Regions from separate parts of the Homo sapiens genome. Here region 1 is linked to region 2. A link is a contact called in ENCODE Hi-C or POLR2A ChIA-PET data. All regions are on one chromosome and are shown on one strand. The core of a region is the stretch at or near the end of the contact, and the rest is flanking DNA. Distances in the headings are between cores, read along the strand shown.

Region 1 (5,580 bases), core at 346-2,845, 370 kb after region 2:
CATCTTCCCAACCACGGAAAATGCTCTTTAGGGACACAGAAGGAATTCTGTAGCAGTTCTTTAGCATGTAACCCAGCAGCAATAGCCAACGTGAACTGGGCCCTTACCTTGTGCTGAGACCTTGCCAAGGGTCCCATTTACACTGACAGCAGTGAAGGGCAGAATTTTTATGCCCAAGGGGCAGCGTCTGGGCAGTCTGAACCTATGGTCCCATGCTGGTGGCATCACAGCCCCTCTACTTAGCCTTCTGACTCTACTGACTAAGAAACCGGCAAAGTCCATAAAAAATGATGAGTTCATGTCCTTTGTAGGGACATGGATGAAGCTGGAAACCATCATTCTCAGCAAACTATCTCAAGGACAAAAAAACCAAACACTGCATGTTCTCACTCATAGGTGGGAATTGAACAATGAGAACACATGGACACAGGAAGGGGAACATCACACTCCAGGGACTGTTGTGGGGTGGGGGGAGGGGGGAGGGATAGCATTAGGAGATATACCTAATACTAAATGATGAGTTAATGGGTGCAGCACACCAGTATGGCACATGTACACACATGTAACAAACCTGCACATTGTGCACATGTACCCTAAAACTTAAAGTATAATAATAATAAAATTTGAAAGAAAAAAAAAAAAGAAACTGGCAAAGTCACTTCAATGCTAAGACTTGGTTTTCTCATGTACAAAAAACAGGTAGGGACAAGAATAGCTGCAAGACACAGATGACGCACTAAAGCCTGCTCTCTGGGGCACACTAAGTCCTTAGCAAGTGTTTGTTCTCCACGTGAGCCCTCAGAACCTTGGCAGAAAAAGCCTAGAACATTCCAGGAACAACTCACTTCCCCACTTAACCTGCCAAAAGGGCATTGCTAATAAGAGGTGGTGGCTTTTCTCTGTAAAAAAGAGTCCTTGATGATATTGGCTAAGAATAATTTGTAAAAAATTCTAGGAGAGAGTAGTCAACAAATCCATTTTCAAACGTTTTGCCAAAAATAAAAGGTTGCATCAATATTTATTAACAGACATTTTAAATAATGGAAAAATAATTCAATAACCTAATCATTTAAGTGAATGAAGACAGCAATCACACACAATCAACTGTGCACCATAGGCTTTTAAATATACGATGGACACAGAAATATTACTCTGTAGCTATAAACATCAGGAATAAAGGTTCCGAAAGACCCAGAGCCCTAGGCCTGCTCATGAACCTCAGCAGCCCGTTAACAAAGTTATCCATAATCATACCTCAACACGAATTCTTCTGGGAAAAATAGAAAAACATCCAAATCTTGGAGTTCTGAAGAGGCTCTCTCTTAAGCCCTTTCCCAAAATGGATAAAGAGGAACTTGTTCTGCTAAATGCATTCCTTGGGGTAATTGATAATTTATGATCTTGCATCAGCCCGAGTGCTAATGATAAAGTATGACATCAGCCTCACATAGTCTCAAATGGCATATGACAAAGTCCAGCCCCACAGAAACAAAACACCCCAGCTATGGAAAACAACTCATGCAGTCAAATGTTTCAACGTGACTGTTCTGAGGCAATGAGCGCTGCCTGTCAAAGTCAGGATGCAAGGAGAGCCACTGTGAATTTGGCACCGCAGCGTCACATGCCCTGGCACTGACAGGCCGCACAGTGTTCCAGTGGCGATGAAGATGCGGAGTTTATAGATCAGCACAGAGTGCAACGGAAATAGTACAATTCTCTGAGCGAAAAGCAAAGTTACTTTATATCTTCCATTCTGAATGTGTCTTGGAGGGGGCAGCAATGTGCTTGTTAACGTCATCAATTATACAATATTTTATTTTAACTTCCCTGGAGGAAACAAAAGGTCCACCTCATAAACACTTATCAATCTCTCAGACACCCAGATTTCCATCAGACTCTGAAAACTGTGCCATGTGAAATGGAGTTGAACACACACCTTAAGGAAATCAACCCCCTTTCAGGACACCCTACTTGGGAAATGGGTGTCTTCTAAGTCCACAGCTAGAAATGAGCCGGTAGCTCTCACTGGCTTCCTGGAAGGTGGGGAGAAGTGAGGACAAACTCCCTCAGCACTTCCACCAGTCGGTTAGCTGAGCTTGCTAGGAGCACCGCGACATCCAGAACATGCAGAACTCTCCCTCGCAGCCTGATGGGTCTCTGGGTGACACGCAGATCCTGACATTGCTTCATCACCTCCACAGCCTGGCTGCTGCACTACATGATTACGGCCCCAGAGGAAAACCTGCAGGCCTGCTTCCCTCGAGTCTGAGAGGTGTGCATCACTTCCCTGCCAGCACAGAAACCACTGCAAATGCACAGATGGAAAACTCACACTTAAGGACTGGAGTGACAGCAGCAGCAGCAGCAGCAGCAGCAGCAGCAGCAGCAGGCCACCTCCGCATCCAGAATCCTGGCACAGCCTCCTCATTCCTGTCTGATGATATTCTCCATATCCAGAGAGGATTTGTATTTAAAGCTGGACTTTAAAATGTACAGTTGTAAAATGTACAACTGAATGTTGTCACTTCAAACACCATAAATATATTTCTTCAAACCTGTGTGTGTGTGTATTTTAAGAAACCAGTGAATTAAGAAAACAAGTCATAGAAAATCTAATTTAGTGGTAGTGATAGAGAATGCAGTGTGTTCTAGTTAAGCCAACTTTTTACCATGAACACCATCTCAACATGGGGTAGGAGAACCTAAGATCGGCGTCAACTAGATTTTTCTTTCACTTCAGGTATGCAAAACCAAGCACCCTTTTTCTTTTCAAGATCTCTTGTGACCTCTAGTGGTCTTCTTTAAGAAAATCAAATCTATCATTTCTAAACTCCATATAGTATTCCACTGTAGAACTTCCAAATGGGTTTTGGAGTCATTTAGCTTCTAGTCCTTGGAAAATGTCATGATTTTAAAAATTATGAAGGGTTTTAAGCTCAAATTTGTCATGTGCTTTTCAAAGCACATCTGATCTAAACGTCCATCCTGGGCTAGTATGGCTCCAGCTGGACTTGGCTCCACCATAGACTTGGTGGTCACTTACCAGTCTTATTCATGAAGATTGTTGGGGGAAATCTGTAATTGCCCTATCCCTTCTTTTGGAATGCTTTAGGATATTCATAATTATTCATATGAAATTGCTCAGAAGTCAAGTTTAAGTGGATTTCTAAAAAGCATGACATGGGACTATCAAATGTTTCATTAAAATGATTGCCTTAAGAGTTAAAAGTTTGTAATTACAAACCACCCATCTTAAATCTTAAAGAATGTTTTTTTCATCTATTTTATTTCTTTTAATTTCAATAGTTTTGGGAATACAGGTGGTTTTTAGTCAAATGGATGAGTTCCTTAGTAGTGAATTCTGAGATTTTAGTGCACCCATCACCTGAGCAGTGTACACTGTACCCAATAGGTTGGATTTTATTCCTCACCCCCTCCGAACCTCCCCCTCCCCAGCCCCCACGGTCCACTATGTCACTCTGTATGCCTTTGTGTCCTCATAGCTTAGCTCCCACTTACAAGTGAGAACATACGGTATTTGGTTTTCCATTCCTGAGTTACTTCACTTAGAATAATGGCCTCCAGCTTCATCCAAGGTGCAACAAAAGACATTATTTTGTTCATTTTTATGGCTGAGTAGTATTCCACGGTGTATGAATATCACATTTCCTTTAACCACTCATTGGTCGATGGGCACTTAGGTTGGTTCCATATCCTTGCAATTGTAAATTGTGCTGCTATAAACGTGTGTATACATGTATCTTTTTCATATAATAACTTATTTTCCTTTGTGTAGATTCCCAGTAGTGGGATTGCTGGATTGAGTGGTAGCTCTACTTTTAGTTCTTTAAGGAATCTCCACACTGTTTTCCATAGTGGTTGTACTAGTTTACATTCCCACCAGCAGCGTAAAAGTGTTCTTTTTCACCACATCCATGCCAACATCTGCTGTTTTTTGACTTTTAAATTATGGCCATCCTTGCAGGAGTAAGGTAGTAGTATCTCACTGTGGTTTAATTTGCATTTCCCTGATGATTAGAGATTTTTCATCTATTTTAAAAAGCAACAAGGTTGAGCCAATTTAATCAACCATTGTTATCAACAAAGAAGCAATACTCCACTAAGGAAACCAGTTATTTCACAACATTGTTTGAAAGCACATAATCCTTTCCTTGGCCAAGTCTCCTCCCAGCCCCAGGAGGACTTGAAAAAGACAGGTTTTCCCCCAGAAAAAGAGCATGCCAGTAGTTTCTAAATCTGAACACATCTCAAATCCACCATGGATGATTAATTAAGCCCACTGTAGATTTTAGAGGTGTGTCCAGAAGTAGCTATGCTTTATTTCAGATAGTATGAAAAGTACAGAACAGTAACTTCACTAATTACTGTCTAAGTAGATGGGCAGATTACAGCATAATTTTCCACATGGGTAAATCAAAGAAACAGGACAGGGGATTACAGTGTTAATTCATTGGTTTTGAATGTGTCACTAGCCAAATGGCTGAAGGATAATTACATCCCCAAACCCTTCACTGGTTCAGTGTCTTACGAATTGTGTTCTTCACCATTAACTATCAGTGCAAGTAACTATCGTTGAAACGGATGTCAAAAAATACATGTGAGGGAAATAAGAGAAAGGAGGCAACCTAAGAGGCACACAGCCACGCCCATTTGATGTTCTGTAAAGTCTCCATTTTTCTAGCGTTGTTAAGGAGGGAGGTAGTCCACACAACTGCAATCTCCAGATACATGAAATTCTGTGCCTGCAAGTATCAAAACTCGAATCTGAACATGTGGATAGAGGGCTTTCTAAAATGTGCCACACTCTCTACCTTCTGCAGGCAAAGGCACTGACTGCCATACTGTCACCATTTCCACACGAATTCACTACTGTCCACTTATCTTCTAATAAACATCCCTTCCTCACTGCAAAGTACCCACTGTCACCTCTTTGCTATCATTCCTCTTGTGTTTTGCTTCTTTCAGATTTTCTATGGGCACATCAGGGGCTGTATGTGCAAGACCTCAGGTTAAGGTATCCAGGTTTATTTCAAGTTTTGTGAACCTTGTCCACTGAAGGTTATAGTCCATAGCACTCAAGTTTTCAAGAGAAAAATGGAAGAAAAGAAGGAAGGGGTGTAGGAAAGGAGGCAGAAAGGGAGACCAAACCATAACCATCTGTTACCAAATGCTTACTGGGAGCCTGGCACTGGGCTGAGCACATCCCACATCTTTTCTCCTGCACCCTGCATCCTGAGTGACAAGTAGGCTATTAGCGAGTAAATTAACAGACAATACCTTACTAAAAAGTGAAAGGAATAGGGAATTTTTGAATGGGCTGCTTCTATACATGTCATTTTCAGTGTTGGATTTATATACAAGTTTTCTATTACAATAATCCCTTGCTGAATAACTAAGTTGAAAGTCCTTAATTAAGCCCTACATACCTCCAGAAAATGATAATTCCCAAGATACAAATCGGGTATCCTGACTAAAACTTAAGAAAATACTTTTAGAAATTTGCCTTTGTCAGTTGTAAGTAACTCATATCTATCCCCTGCCCAATCCTTTGGAATTGTC
Region 2 (5,493 bases), core at 2,609-5,108:
GTAGCACTGACCACACTGGGTGAGGGGCTCACTATGAGGCATCTGCCCCTCCACTGGTCAGCAAGCTCCTTAAAGGTAAAGCTATGTGTTATTCATCTTTCAGTCTCCGGCATCTAACATCATAAGAAGTCAGTAGATGTTAGTTGGATTAAAATCAGAAATGCAAACATTTTAAGGAATTTCTAATTAGGGGAAAGTAGACTCTAGTGCCATTTATGTAATTACACCACAGGATGTCTTTACAATGTGCATGGGAGGAAATGACTTAATATGGATACTGAAAAGATAACTGATTTAAATAATGACTTCTAAATCCAGAGAGTTAAGTCATGAAAGCAATAGAGTTCACTCTGCTCCTGTGTCCACAGAAGCAAGTGTTGAAAGCGTGCATTTTGTTCCTGTTACACTTGATTTCCTTGAGCTCCTTATTTTCACTTTAACTTGGTCTCATGAATCCTAATTTTATATTGCTTTCAAAAATCATGAGTTTTGATGTACCTCATAATTGTATTTGACTTTTTAGATGAGTTTATGTCTTTGTGCCTTGGAAGTTGTCTCCCCCAAAATCTTTTGAAAACCATATAAATTGTATCATTGAGATTTCTTTAAGGAGAATGTCCGTTTGGACCAATTTTTTTAATGTTTTGCTTTAAGTAGGGGAAGGCATCAGCTTTTAGTGGGGAAAAGGATTGTGTCTTTTTATAGTAAGAGCCGGCCTGATGGCTCTGGTGAACCTCTCAGCCGCTGGAGGAACATTCTTAAAGATGTATCCACATTCTCTGACCACTTCTTAACATGACCCTTGGCAGTCCTCTGTGGCAGTGGTTTGTCCGTTCTGCCTTGGAAGACCATAGGAATGCCCGTCCTAGGCTTTTGTTGCCTGTGTTTTTTAAACAGCCAGAGATTTCACATGGCATCTTTGGATCTCGTGACCAGCTGACAGGCGAGGAGGTGGTGATGACATTCCAGCCTTTGGCCCGATCCCCCAGCTCTTTAGTGTTTCCGTGCACGTTATAGTAACTCATGGGTGATGTGAAGGAGTGCCACTCTGCATCTGGAACCACGGCCTTCTGCCAGAGCAGATCGATACTTGAGCTGTCTGTCTCTAGCGCTCACCTTCCTTTCGCACAGCGAGACCCTTCTGCAGGCAGCGATCGATAGCTCTAATCCGTGGCAGCCTGCAGCAAGTCATGCGAGGCAGAGCACTTAGGTGGCATTACACGGGACTGTGGAGGCAGCAGCTCCGGGGCTTAGATTCGTAACACCCTTCCTAGGGACACATTCTGTTTGTAATGTGTACTTTTTATAATCTCCGTCATGGATCACCATTCCTCTGAAACTTGATTCAGGGAAATGGACATGTGTTTGTGTTTGTGTATGCATGTGTGAATTACAGACAGATATTCATTCCCTTCTCAGACTTTGTACCAGCCCTCCCTGGTGCTGCTCCAGACCATCACTGCGTCACTACAGACCTGGGCTTTGTGCTGTAATTATTTCTAGTCTGGGTATTTTTAAAACATTAAAACTTTAAAAATATATATATATTTGAAATGCCAGTAACTGAAGAGCATTCTTACTCTAGCATGTACTTTCCCACAAAACATCATTAGAAGACAATGAACATTGGATGTCACTACCGTCTTTGAATGGCTGTGACCAAGTGAGAGGCTGGAGAGTGAAGATCTGTCTTTCCCTGGACCACTGAGGCCAAAGGAGCTTCCCCTAGGGATTAGCTTTGGAACTACCCCTGTGGCATCCTTGGAAGGCAGAGTGGGGAGTCAGGAAAAGCCTCTTCAGTTCTTTACCTGGCTTCCAATCCTCATTCCATTCCCATATCTAGTTATCTTGATTTTATCTGTGGATTTCAGGATACAACGTAAAGTTAAGGGCTGATCTGAAGAAAGCAAATATGTGGGAGACAAGTTTGAACCAGGGTTTCTGGCCACTGTTGTGTGCTGGTCCTATAAGGAGCAGGCAGCAGTGGCCAATAGAGCCACGAGTGTCATGCCTGCTGTGTGCGAGAGCCTCAGCAGCTGCCTGCCGGTCAGAGAGGACTGGTTTCCAAATTCAGACATGCTCAAATTCATTAGTGAATGACACACTGTATTTTACACAAAGGTCTCTCCTGGGATGTAATCTTTGTTTCGAGCTCTGTGGCCTTTTAAACTCTATGCTGATCATCTCACCTTTAAGGCCACTTTCACTAATCTGCACCTCACAGGCCACTGCATCCTTTCCATTTTTCACAGAGTACAGATAACACCTTCGGAGAACCCCTTAAGTTGAGCTTAGCTCACAGGAAAACTTCTGAGAAACAAGTTTTTCTCCAAGAACCAGGTAGTTCTCTCTCATATTTACACACATCCTGCCCTACGATATAGAGGTGCAAGGTGCATTTCTTGCTGGAGATGATCATTCAGTAAAATGTCTTTTACTTAGGGCTTAAAAAAATCTTGACAAAAAATAATCAACTGATTCTGATAATCTGATAATCTCATTCATATTCCTAGACACCAATTCTGAAAAGTCCAAAAGCATTTTTTTCGTTAGTGTACTCATTCATTCAACAAAATACCCATCGGCCATTTCCTGTATGCCAGGCACTGTGCTGTTGCTGTGGGTGCACAAATGGAAGGCCCGGTGCCCACCCTGGAGGGGCTCTTTGTTGAATACAGAGCACATTAGGGAAGAGAGCAGTGCACAGTTTCCTCATGGCTGTGATGCAGAGTGCAGCCCAGAGCCTCAAGGCGTCCCACAGAGGGCCTGTGACCTGGCAATTGGAGGGTGAATAGGCGTCACAGGGACTTGATGGAAGAAAGGAGCATTCAGAAAAAGTAAACGACTTTCAGCGGAAAAGAGCCTTTGGTAAACCTGGAACCATCAAGAAACTTGGTGATCTTGGAGCTTCAGATGCTGCTAGGAGCCCAAACCCACCCCCCGCAGTAATCAGATTGGGGTCCACAGCACCCAGATGTGCACACATCACTCCCTCCCCTTCTTATCGCTGTCTCATCTCACTGTGTCTGCCAGACACCTTCCCCCATCTCATGCCATAGACCCCTCACTCATAAGGAGATGTGCTACTGTCTTGTCTTGTGTGAGAAGAACAAGACCAGGAGGTGAAGCTGCTTGGAGCTGTCCTCTTGGGTCACCTGGAGAGACATCTGTTTACTTAGCTGCACCATTCTTTGCTCTGTCCCAGGCACTAAGAACCTCACATATTTTATTCAGTTATTAAGCAATCCTATCAGGAAGGCACAATTATGATCCTATTTTAATGTATTATGCAAACGCAATGCAATGTCTTAACACAATCTATTATGTCACAAACTTTTTTATGTTTAAAAAATATAGTTGAGGGAACAGAAGCCCAGAAAAGTTAAATAACTTGCCTGAGGCCACACAGTTTTGTGAATGGTAACCAGGACCTGAACCAGCAGCAGCTGCTCCACCTGTGCCATCAACTCACGGCTCCCCACCACCCCAGTGCCTGGTCAACACCTCTCCATCAGGACCCAAAGATGCCTGTGGAATTTTACTTGCATTTCAGTGCAACATTTTAAATCATGTTGGATCTGTTGGTCGGATTTATAACTTGTGATTTACAGCTGATTTTGATAAGCCACAAATACCAGTATCATGCTTTAATGAGACTGAAGGCATGAACGAGCAGATTCTACTCTTGAGGCTGTTGTGGGAACATGCCGGCCGACATTGCACTTACCCCTCTGAAGGCCGGCATTGTCGCCAGGCTCATTAGCATCCACGCTCCTCGCTGGGCCGTTGCCGCTTGCTAGCTTACCAGCTGTTCCTGCTGCTCCGTACAATGTCGGATGTGTTCAGCTCACTGGGTTCCTGTCCTCGCCGCCGGGAGGAGACAGCCCTTCCGCTGGGGATACCCACGTGGCTGCCTGTCAGCGGTGGCACCGAATAAAGTAATAGGCCTTCGCATGGCATATGGTGTCTGGATTCGTACAAGATGCAAAACTCTTCTGCAGCTAATGCACGATGACTCATAGCATTGCTAATTTTTCAAACAAAAGCTGACTTCCACACCCACACTTTTAACCCCTCCAGCTAAAACGTCTTGAGTTGCAAAGCTCTACAATGGTGACTTTTGGGTCACTATATAAAATTTGTTATACTTACTGAAAGTGTATGAAACGATTTGCTTTACTTTGGATTGAAGTTATTTTAAATTTCTATTTTAAGTTTATTTCCTCTCTATATGGGGAATTTTTAAGCTTTAACTTTCAATTTCTTTTTTACATTGGAAGAGTCAAAACAGTTTGGTAGATTTATTTTAAAAGCTGTTATTAGAAAATCGGTCAGAAGACACTGTATTAGTTGAACACTTGTAATTGTTTAGTAGAAGTTAACTTTCTCTTTTAAAAGCTTCATAGAAACTACTGCCTAATGCTCTTATCAATTCAGGTGTGGAGCATTTCAAGCTCACATTATAGTATTTTAAAGCTATAAGAGAATGTTGATTCTTTTGTGGAATATGATTTTGCATAGTCTCTTCTAGTATACTAAATAAGGCCCACTTAACCAAATTCTGGCAACAGAAATTTAGATTATAAATTTATATTAAAATGTCCATTTTTCAAACTAGAAAATAAATACATGGGATCTTCTAAAAGAATGTCCCTCCTAAACTTTGGATCAGTTGTGCTAATAGATAGCTACATTCAATCTGAGACCTTAAGTACTAAAATAAGGCAGTTATTTGCATTTACACAATCAGGCCTCCCTTTGAAGTAGTGATCAAAATATTGGTTCTTTTATAAATAACCTTTTACTGAACATTTTATTTAAACATTTCAGAGTCAGGAATTGCAACCATGAAATGATTAGGCAGTTTCTAATTATGGATCAGTAAGTGTTTTGTAGCCAGTCTGGCACATGAGCACTTTTGCAATCAGAATTTGGCAAATGAATGAATTTATAAAGGAACTTCAACCTAAGAGGGTAATATAGATTTTTTTAAAAATAGATTACTTTTTGGAAGCCCAAAAGATGTCTTTTGGGGAGCAGGCTAGACACTCAGAATTGATGTTTCATTTTGGTTTCATGTTTAAGTCTGAAGTTTTTGCTTTCTGATCTACAGATAGGAATTCAAATGCACATCTAACTTATAAAGGGCATTCTATTCTCTGAAAATGAAACAAAAATATATAAAATTTCTAAGTGGGCCTCACTTTCTATATTCCAGTTTTGATGCCATTTTTCAAGCATGCTCTCTAATTTTGCTCTTTGCCATTGGAAATAAGCTGGTGTGTATTTGGTGTGCCTAAAAATTTATTAGGCACTTAAAATTCTCCACGTTTGGCATATGTGAGGATTTCTAGTTTTGCTTTCACTGCCTTGAGTTTGAGAGCTATGTTTGTTGTTGCTCCTACTAGTACTTTTATTTTATCCTATTACCACTCATTTTTATGAAATGAGGGCAAAATTCACTGGAGTATTCAAATAATTACCTAAGGACAG

The links. A loop is a pair of places that touch in the nucleus more often than their neighbours do. ChIA-PET counts read pairs that join two places held with the same protein, here RNA polymerase II (POLR2A). Pooled maps may share reads with other maps.
Region 1: a loop to region 2 is called in a map of heart left ventricle, with 2.9 times the contacts of the local background. The contact joins two enhancer-like sites. A Hi-C loop is called at or near these places in 1 of 168 maps with a recorded cell type or tissue (heart left ventricle) and 5 of 50 pooled maps. POLR2A ChIA-PET finds 5 or more read pairs at or near these places in 2 of 52 experiments (OCI-LY7 and WTC11).

What each region holds. Positions count from the first base shown.
Region 1 is chr20:20,081,211-20,086,790 of GRCh38, reverse strand. All of the region lies in intron 6 of CFAP61 (cilia and flagella associated protein 61), which reads right to left. Among named protein-coding and RNA genes, the nearest start is that of CFAP61, 31 kb to the right of the region's middle. Within about 2 kb of position 1,595, at least 9 of the 41 ENCODE cell types and tissues checked have a DNase peak (open chromatin) inside an H3K27ac peak, as active enhancers do.
Region 2 is chr20:20,450,901-20,456,393 of GRCh38, reverse strand. All of the region lies in intron 37 of RALGAPA2 (Ral GTPase activating protein catalytic subunit alpha 2), which reads left to right. Among named protein-coding and RNA genes, the nearest start is that of INSM1, 86 kb to the right of the region's middle. RefSeq lists an enhancer at 3,515-3,624. Within about 2 kb of position 3,858, at least 8 of the 41 ENCODE cell types and tissues checked have a DNase peak (open chromatin) inside an H3K27ac peak, as active enhancers do.